Linked DNA regions of Homo sapiens: region 1 is linked to region 2. Evidence: chromatin contacts called from ENCODE Hi-C or POLR2A ChIA-PET data. All regions are on one chromosome and are shown on one strand. The core of a region is the stretch at or near the end of the contact, and the rest is flanking DNA. Distances in the headings are between cores, read along the strand shown.

The links. A loop is a pair of places that touch in the nucleus more often than their neighbours do. ChIA-PET counts read pairs that join two places held with the same protein, here RNA polymerase II (POLR2A). Pooled maps may share reads with other maps.
Region 1: a loop to region 2 is called in a pooled map, with 1.8 times the contacts of the local background. The contact joins two enhancer-like sites. A Hi-C loop is called at or near these places in 2 of 168 maps with a recorded cell type or tissue (B cell and K562), 7 of 37 single-sample maps with no recorded cell type and 3 of 50 pooled maps. POLR2A ChIA-PET finds 5 or more read pairs at or near these places in 2 of 52 experiments (CD4-positive, alpha-beta T cell and activated CD4-positive, alpha-beta T cell).

What each region holds. Positions count from the first base shown.
Region 1 is chr2:12,260,564-12,265,451 of GRCh38, reverse strand. All of the region lies in intron 3 of MIR3681HG (MIR3681 host gene), which reads right to left. Among named protein-coding and RNA genes, the nearest start is that of MIR3681, 64 kb to the right of the region's middle. Within about 2 kb of position 2,616, at least 3 of the 41 ENCODE cell types and tissues checked have a DNase peak (open chromatin) inside an H3K27ac peak, as active enhancers do.
Region 2 is chr2:12,055,617-12,060,474 of GRCh38, reverse strand. The region is part of intron 2 of MIR3681HG (MIR3681 host gene); the gene reads right to left. Among named protein-coding and RNA genes, the nearest start is that of MIR3681HG, 51 kb to the right of the region's middle. Within about 2 kb of position 2,879, at least 3 of the 41 ENCODE cell types and tissues checked have a DNase peak (open chromatin) inside an H3K27ac peak, as active enhancers do.

The sequences.
Region 1 (4,888 bases), core at 1,367-3,866, 210 kb before region 2:
TTATTGTGTGACAGGTTTTATGCTACAAACTAGATAAAGAGTTTAAGAATATGGTCCTTGACCTTAAATGCCAAGTGGCACATGGTGGATTGACTGTGTAAATAGAATTTCATAAGAGAGAATGCCAGAAAGAGGGCAAGTACAGGTTCTGTGTTAGCCAGTGGAGAGCGACCTAACAGAGAAACATGACGGTGGGTGATGGCCAAGGAGTTGGGTAGTGTTATTCAATTTTAATGTTGCAGTATGAATAAGTTTAGCCATAAAAAAAAGTGGCAGAAATAATCCCTGGGAAAACAGAAAGCTCTAGGATATGAATTACCATGTTAGATATTGATTGCTCCATGCATCCAAGATTCCAGATATCTGCTCAGGCATCCACTACAACTACTGGTGTTCCTCTGATTCAGCCACAAAGTCTCATGTGGCCTCCACCTTGATGAGGGCCACAGAGGAGACACATGGACTTCTTCTGTCCTCTAATCTAAGGCCAGAAGTAAAGGCTGTCTGATACAGTTTGGATGTGTGTCCCAACCCAAATTTCATCTTGAAATGTAATCCTTAATGTTGGAGGTGGGATCAGGTGGGAGGTGATTGGATCATGGAAGTAGTTTTCTCATGCATGGTTTAGTAACATCCACTTGGTACTTTCCTCATGAGAGTAAGTGAGTTTTTGCAAGATTTAGTTGTATAAAATTGTATAGCACCTCCTTCCTCGCTCTCTTGCTCCTGTTCCCATCATGTGATATGCCTACTTCCCCTTCACCTTCTGCCACGATTACAAGTTTCCTCAGGCATCTTCAGAAGCAGAGCAGATGCCAGCATCTTGCTTCCTGTACAACCTGAAGGACTATGAGCCAATTAAACCTCTTTTGTTTATAAATGATCCGGTCTAGGTATTTCTTTATAGCAATGAGAGAACAGACTGATACAGAAAATTATTACTGTGGAATGGGGCATTGTTATAAAGATATCTGAAAATGTGGCAGTGACTTTGGAGCTGGGTAACAGGCAGAGGTTAGAAGAGTTTGGAGGGCTCAGAAGAAAACAGGAAGATGAAGAAAAGTTCAGAGTGTCTTAGAAACTGGTTAAATGGTTGTGACCAAAATGCTGATAGTGATATGCGATATGAATATTGAAGGCCAAGCTGACAAGATCTCAGATGGAAGTGAGGAACTTATTGGGAACTGGAGCAAAGGTCACTTTTGTCATGCCTTAGCAAAGAACTTGGCTGCATTGTGCCCCTGCCCTAGAGATCTGCAGAACTTTGAATTTTAGAGTGATGATTTAGGGTATCTGGTGGAAGAAATTTCTAAAAAGAAAAACCTTCAAAGTGCAGCATGGCTGCTTCTACCACCCTGTGCTCAGGTGCAAGATCATATAAATGACTTAAAACTAGAACTTATATTTAAAAGGGAAGTGGAGCATGTAAGTATGAAAAATTTGCAGTCTGGCTATGTGGTAGGAAAGAAAAGCCCATTTTCAAGGGAGGAATTCAAGTGGGCTGCAGAAATTTGCATGAGTAAAAAGGAGCCAAGTGCTAATAGGTAAGACAATGGAGAAAAGCCTTCAAAGGCATTTCAGAAAACTGAAGGCTAACAGAACATGTGCTTTTGCATTTTTGTGCTATAAAAAAAGTCTCAGGTATAATTTCTAGTACAGTTAATATCAATAGATATAGCCCACATAAATAAAAGCACTATGGAATCTTCAGTAATTTTTAAGAGTAAAAAGCGTTGTAAAACCAACCCTTTGATAACCACTGTTGTGGCTAATCAGATAAAATCTATGTTAGTATTTTATGTTAATTAAAAAACATCTATAAATCAAGCTTCTATGTGATATCACAGTCCACTCCCAGCTCATTTTAGATCAGTGCATCTCAGCCTTGATTGTACGTTGTAGTCACCTAGGGAGGTTGAAAAACTAGTACTGACCTGATTTTCACAGCCTCCTAGCCCAGATATTCTTATTTAATGGATATAGGGTTTTACTAGGGGATCTGGAGTTTTAACTTCTTTCCAGATGATTTTGTTATGCAGCCAAATTTGAGAACCATTGTCTCCTAGAATAGGAGATCCTAGAAACACACATGTTTGGTGGGCAGGAGAGACAGGGCTGTCACCAACCCCCCTGGATTCCTGGGACTAGAATGAAGTGGAGATGGGCTATTCAGAATGGGCAGTCAGAGCTGTGCCAGGGCAGGCCTCCTTCCCAGGGAATTACTTCATAACTTATGTCCTTGGACTGGGATGTGAGCTCAGAGGACTGAAACCTCAAATCTGGATTCTAGGTTCGAGCACCTCTCAAATGATAGCCTTTATTCACTCTATTCACTCTTTCCCAGCCTTCCTTGCTCGTGCAGTACCATGACAACTTTGCCCATTAGTGATCATAACCCTCCCCACTGTGTCCTCTTCTAAATTGATAAATTAAGAATCCATGTGGAATGGAATTTTTTGCAGTCTGTTAGGTCAGCACCCCTGCCAAAACCAAGTGGGCTGAATCATCCTATGGCAGTTCCTAAGTGCTGCTCCCCAGAATTCACAGCCAGGCCTGCAAACCTGCTGTCTGTGTGTCAGGAGAGAGAAGACACCTGGGCCAAATCTCATGGTTGTCATGACAGCCAAGTCTAAAATAGACTTTCAGACACAAGAGCTGTTTGGCTGACTCTGACCTACATGTAAGCATAAATATTATTCATGTTAGAAAGGAAGTGATCTTCTGTTTTCTTCAGAGAGAGATTTGGAAATTCAGGCTATAGATTTGCTTCATGTGGATATTACAAAGTTTAAAAAGGACTCCTAAGTTGTGAAGATGATAATGGTTTGTACTTTTTATAATAATGTCCTTGTACAAAGTGACACTAACATTCTTTATTACCACCTGGTTGCATGTTATGTATTCAGCCTGTATATACAAAAACACGATGTTGGTAAGCCTTGGGTGCAGAGGTGAGCACTGTTACCAATACTCTTAGTCATAAATCCTTTGTCACCTCCATTCATTCATAAGAAAAAAAGGAAGCAGAGAGACAAGTAAGGGGTGTTGGGGTATTGTATTCGCAGTAAGAAATGGTAGAGCCTAGAAAAAGCCTGGGAATAAGAAATCCACAAATCCTTCATCTCCACTATGGTTTGAATATTTGTTCCCTACAAGCCTCATATTGAAATTTGATCCCCAGTGTTGAAGGTGGGACCTAATGGGAAGTATCTGAATCATGGAGAGGCAGATGGCTCAGGAATACCTCCCCTGGGGGTGAATGAGTTTTAACTCTATTCATGCCTGCAAGAGAGAGCTGGCTGTTAAAGAGAGCCTGGTACCTCTCCCTCTCCCCCTTGCTTCCTTTCTCACCATGGGATCTGTGCATAGGCCGGCTGCCCTTCTCCTGTCATGAGTAGAAGCAGCCTGAGGCCATCACCAGATGCCAGTCTTGAACCTTCTAGCCAGAAGAATCATAAGCCAAATAATCATTTTTTCTTAATAAATTACACAGCCTCAGATATTCTTTATAGTGACACAAAACAGACTAAGACAATCTTAATTCCTCCTGTCTCAACTCTTGCTAGGTTTGCTCTACCACTGAAGCTCTACAATCTTACATAATATTTTTGAAACAATAATCCTGGCATTTTCCTCTAGAATTTTCTGTACGGGTAGAAATCTAAGCTGTCCGGTATGGCATCAGTGAGCCACTTGTGGCTACTGAGCACTTGAAATGTGGATGGTGTGGATAAGATGTGCAGTAAGTGTGCAATACAAATTAAATGTTGAAGATTTAGTGTGAAAAATAATGTAAAACATTCAATTGATAATTTTTATACTTACATGTTGAAATGAAAATATTTGGATATAGTTGACTAAGGAAAATATGTTATTTAGATTATTTTCACCTGCTTTTTTTTTTAATGTGGTTACTTAAAAATTTGTAAATGATGTATGTGGTTTACATCATAGACAGAGGGATAGATGATTGAGAATGAAGAAAAGAAGAAGACAAAAATGAAGACAAAGAAGGAGAAGGAGGAGAAAGAGGAACGGAGACGGAGAGAAAGAGAGACTGATCTGGACTCATATCGCCTGGATCTTGAACCCTGACTTTTTGCTGTTATTGTTGTTCTATATGACATTGATCATATTAGTAAATTTCCTGTGCTTCCATTTCCTCATCTGTAATGTGAGAATAAAAATAGTAATGCTGCTTTTGGATTCTTGGGAATATTAAATACCCAAGAAAAATATTTTTAATATTTTTATTACAAGATGAAGCCCAAACTCTTTTTCTGGCATCCAATATCCTCATTATTTTTGTGCCCAGTTATTTTCTCACTCCTATATTCTTATTTTTCCCCATTCTTTTATTCCTTCCACATTCCAATCAAATGAATATCATGGGACTGACTACAGGTTGTCACAATGATCTCTTCCTCTGTCTTAAACCAAAACTTATTTCAACCTCACCTTCCCATCGCAGGTGATGCTAAATCACCAGTTGCTGGGACTAAGAACCTGAATCATTCAGGATCCTTCTCTTGTGTTTTCCCTCATATCCCAGGCATGGTCTATAGATTCTAATTCTGAAAAAGAGCTGAATTTTCCTCCTCTCTCCATCCCACCTAGAATAACCTTCCACCATCTCTTATCTGGGTTACTGTAACAGCCTCTTCAGTGGGCTCCCTGCCTCCAGCCTTTTTTTTTTTTTTTTTTTTTGAGACAGAGTCTTGCTCTTGTTGCCCAGGCTGGAGTGCAGTGGCGTGATCTTGGCTCACTGCAACGTGTGCCTCCTGGGTTCAAGCGATTTTCCTGCCTCAGCCTCCTGAGTAGCTGGGATTACACCACCATGCCCAGCTAATTTTTGTATTTTTAGTAGAGATGCGGTTTCCATCATGTT
Region 2 (4,858 bases), core at 1,630-4,129:
ATAATGTCTTTAATGTAAGCATTTTTCATGCAATACTTGGGACATGCCAAACATATTCATCATCTATCTGAGATCCGAATCCCACTGGGCCTCCTGTATGTTATCTGGCAACAGCACTCCAGTTATACTGCTCTAATCATTCTTTCCCAAGCCATGCACTTGCCTGCCCTTGTGCAATTATTCATGACACTTTCACTACCTAAAGTGCTACTTTCTCCTTCCCAACCTGAAAATTCCTATTCATCCTTTATATCCCGGTACATCTTCTGTAAAGCTTCCCTGACAGCCAATATTCTAATTAACCACTCCCTTCTCTGTCCTTCTTTATGTATCTGCCCTTCTATACTCTCCACAGTGCTTTATAATTACTTATGAGTCACTCTCTTCCACTAGACTGAAAGATCCTTAAAGTGCAGGGACAGACTTTAGTCCATCTTTCACCTCCAACCCCCAGCTCAAGACCAGCATAGGATAGAGGCTCAATGAACTGTATTAAATGAATGAAGAGTAAACCACTAAATAATAAATAATGGGTATGACTTCAAACACATTCTCCCACTCCTCATGAAAGTGGAATTCTGTGAAGAAAATCATACAATATTTTTAATGATTTAAATCCTCTTCACCAAGAGACAGGGCAGGGGCCTCTGGGACAAGTTCCCAAACCACAAAAGTAAACATCCCCTCCCTAGAAGTGTTTCCACCCTTCATACTCAGCCCAGCAATGACTGCAATGCATTCAAGGTCCCTATTAGTGGGTAGGCTCTCCATATCCCCTGGTTCTCTGCAGTTTTTAATCTTGTCCATCTGTTTCCCAAATGTGAGTGTGGATTGCAATTGTCCTGAGTAACCAGTAATTTGTCTAGAATGCTCAGAACTGTCCTTGTCACCTGCCCCACTCACTCTCCCACAGCACTCTGCTAGCCCCTCCAAGGTGGACTTACTCCTCTTGCTTTCTGCTCTGGGCTGTTCGAGGTGGCAGGTCTACCTCTCATACCCCATGGTCAGCACCCAGCGAAGACACACTGAATACACCTGGCACATGCACAGTCTCCCCCTTGAACCCAGTGCCTCCTTATTCATGCCAGTGCCCCTCCCTGCCTGACCTCCTGGTCTCCATCCAGTCTCTCCTCCGTAAGCATTGATATTCATCCCCAGAATGGAGCTCCTTAAAGTAGTATACAATCTTAAGCATCTGCAGAACTTCTGTGGTTCATTCATACTATATTTTTGTTATATGAATGAATGAATGAATCATGCTTGTTCAAGAGCCATTCATTGAGAATCTAGTGGGAACCTGGCTACAGGCACATGATAATGATTACAACATAATTTCTAACAGCAAGGAGTTTGAAATTTAAGATAGCAACACCAATAGTTTCAATCTTTCCTGGACATATATTCAACTTCAAAGATAATTTGTTATCACACAGAAGACATCCAGTTGGTGGAAGAAAGGAAGAGTATTTTTTTAAAGAAGGATCTTCCTGACTGCTTATGCATTTACCCAAAATATGAGCATCATGTTAGAGTCTGGAATTAATCAGACCTACTGTCCCTTCCCCACCTTGATGAGTGTCCCTGTAACCCTTTGCAAGCAAGAGGAAGGGATAAAGAAAGTCAAATGGTCCAATGAAGAGTAAGAAACACAGAGAATCCCCCAAAGCAGTGGATGTGTGCTCTACTCTGTTAAGAAGGCAAGGAATGTTAGCCATACAAAACAGGTCTACAGAAATGATGAAAAGCCTTCATACAGAGTATGTGGAGAGCTGAATGTGGACATTCACGTATGCGGTATTATTCTTCTTCTTTTTTTTAATTATAGTGGCTAAATCAACCAGGACCATATTTGACTTTATTTTGTGCATTCATGTCTAGAAATTTTTAAATCTTACTAAGTAAAGGTATTGTTCCATGTATAAAGAAACTATCTGTGAGATTTAGTTCAACTCTCTTGAATTTTGGAAGCTAAGTATGATGGTGAGGATGATGACAGAGCTTTGAATTGCATGCACCTTCTGTGTAGCAAGTACTGAGCCGGCCTTTGACACGTATCATTTCATATAAATCTCAGAACTGCCTTGAAATTAAGCATTATTAGCCTCCTTCTTCAGAGGAAACTGCAGCTCAGGGAATGTGTGCTGTATCTAACGTCACATAGCTAATAAGGGTCTTAGTATAGCTCGAAACTGAATTGCGTCTCTAAAGCTCATGTCTTTTCAATCCCTAAGCATCCATCTGACATGGATGAAGATTATGATCAGTCACTCAATCAACAAAGTGCTTTTAGAACATGTGATGAGCACAGGGAAAGAGCAATATATTGAGGCATTCCCAAGAAAGTGTACAAAGGTCCTGGATGAGTATCCTAGGATCCTGGACTCAAGCTCCCAGCAGAGTCAACCCTCCACCAACAAGCCCTGTGGCCTTGGACAAATCTCCTACCCTGGCTGGGTCTCACTTTCCTTGTGTGTTTCATCTGTGATGACAATAGCCTCCTCACAATCACACAGAGTTGGTGTGAACATTGGATGAACCAGTGTGTAAGAAAGCGTTTTGTAAAGTGTCAAATGCTGTAGAAATCTGAAGTGCGAACTTGTTTTTTCCGACAAGTTTTAAGGTAAACAGGGACTGGAAAAATTACCAGAGGTTTTCTCGAGCAGGAAGTGGAGTGAGAAGAGGCAGAAGGAGCCCCGGGTTGTCAAGGGCCCCCCTCTCTTCAGCGAGGCGACCATGCACACAAAGGAAGCTGAGTCACCCCTGCTCGGCAGGACCCCAAGGCCATCAATTGAGTCTGCCTGTGAGAAAGCGGAAACCCAAATCCTGCTGTCCCCACGGCCCCTCCTGCTGCCGGCCCCCTGTGGTTGGCCAAGTCACCCTCAGGGCCCTGTGGTTCCCTTCTGTGGCTCAGCTGACAGAAACAGCTGGCGTGGTCCATGCTTCACCAGCCTGCATGCCTCTCAGGGTGGGTGGTAAGAAGTCAGAGGGGCCACTGCAAACCCAGAGACTCCAAAGTGACTCCTCTGTGGCTCTCCCCCTTGAATGAATTCTGCCTGCAAGGACATGCACCTGTCAAGCCACTGCTTTGGTTTATTTCGAGGTCACATGCAGTAGGAGACCTTCATGGCACCATTTATGATGAGGGTCTCATAGGAGGTAGAAGGGACTAACTCGAGGGGGTTCTGGAAGGTCCATCTTCCAATTACCTTGAAGCATGATAAATCCCCCACAGCTTTGAAAGCCAGAGGCCCTCTGTGGAGAACAGGAACATCTCAGAGCCCCCACACACTCAGCAGACAGTTCAGACCCAGAGACATAGGCAGTGTCGGCAGAGACCGGTGTTCCTTCAGCCAGCTGTCTCAGTCTGGTCACCCCTGTCTTTTGGCCTGAGAAGCCAGAAGACAAAAGTTAAAGGGAGGTGGGTAGCCATTTAAAAGGATAATTTATTCAGGTATCAAGAGGAATATGAATCAAAACCTTCCTAGAGCTGTCCCCCAGGCCAGGGCAGATGGAACACGAAGCCTGTGGAGTCACCTACACCAGGGGCCAAGCTCCTGCCTCACCACTTCTTAGCCAGTGCCCTGGTACAAGGCAATATAAACTCACTGGACTGCCATTCTTTCTCCTATTCCAAGGAGATGGTATCTACCCCACCCTAGTTCAGCCCCCACATGGGGCTGTTGTGAGGATCAAAAATGATGTATCTAATGGAAATGTATCTATTAGGTTCTCAACCTAAGGAAACCATATTATTATATGTACTGCTATAGGGAGGCCACAGCATCAGTGTGAAGTCAGGCTTGATCTGAACTGATCCAGCATTATCAAGAGGTGATCTGGTATGAATGCTTGAAGTCAGAGAGCAGCTGCCTCAGACTTTCAGGTACAGAATGGACCATGGAAGGCAGGAACAGACTCTAACCCTCTGAGTGGGTATCAGAGTCCTATTTAACAAACTGGAGCTGCAGGCAGGGCTCCAGAATTAATTGTAAAGCAATGCTCCGGCAGGATTTGAGGCAGAACCTCTGCATCACATCCTCAGAAGGTGGGGCTCAGCCTCTAGTTAAAGTCTCTCTTCCCAGACCCTTCCCTGCTCAGGTGAGGACCTCAAGAAGCCCCCACCTCATGTCCATTGCAGTCCCCTGCAATTCTAACCTTCTTGCTAATCCCATAATCCATCCCTAGCCTGCTGTTATGGGTTGAATGATATCCCCCCAAAATAAGATACGTTCAAGTCCAAACCCCCCAGTACCTTAGAAATTGACGTTATTCGGAAACAGGGTCTTTGCAGATTTAACCAAGATAAAGTCAATTAGGGTGGGCCCTAATCCAAGTGACTGGTGTCCTTACATGAAAAAGGGAAATATGGACACAGACACAGACATGCAGAGGGAAAGTGATGGGGAGAGACACAGGAAGAAGACGGCCCCGTGAAGACAGAAGGCTATGTGTGATGCATTGGAAGACAGAAGGCCATGTGTGATGCATTGGCATGCCAAGGAGCACCAAAGATTGCAGCAAACCACCAAAAACTAAAAGGAGGCAAGGGAGGAGTCTCCCCAGAGTCTCAGCGGGAGCATGGCACTGCTGGCACCTTGATTTTGGATGTCCAGCCTCCAGAAATGAGAGATGGACTTAGATTGTTCTCAGCCGACCAGTTTGTGCCTAGGAAACTAGTACACCTAGGAGTGTGGATTACTTTGGTTCAGCAAATACTCCTTGAGTTCAGTGTAGTGGGTAACACAGAGAGATAGACAATTACAATCCTTCATGAGAACTGTGATGGTGAATACACATTCAGAAGGGAACACAACTAACCACAGGGGGCAAGGGCTGGAGGAAGCCCTCTTAGAGGAGA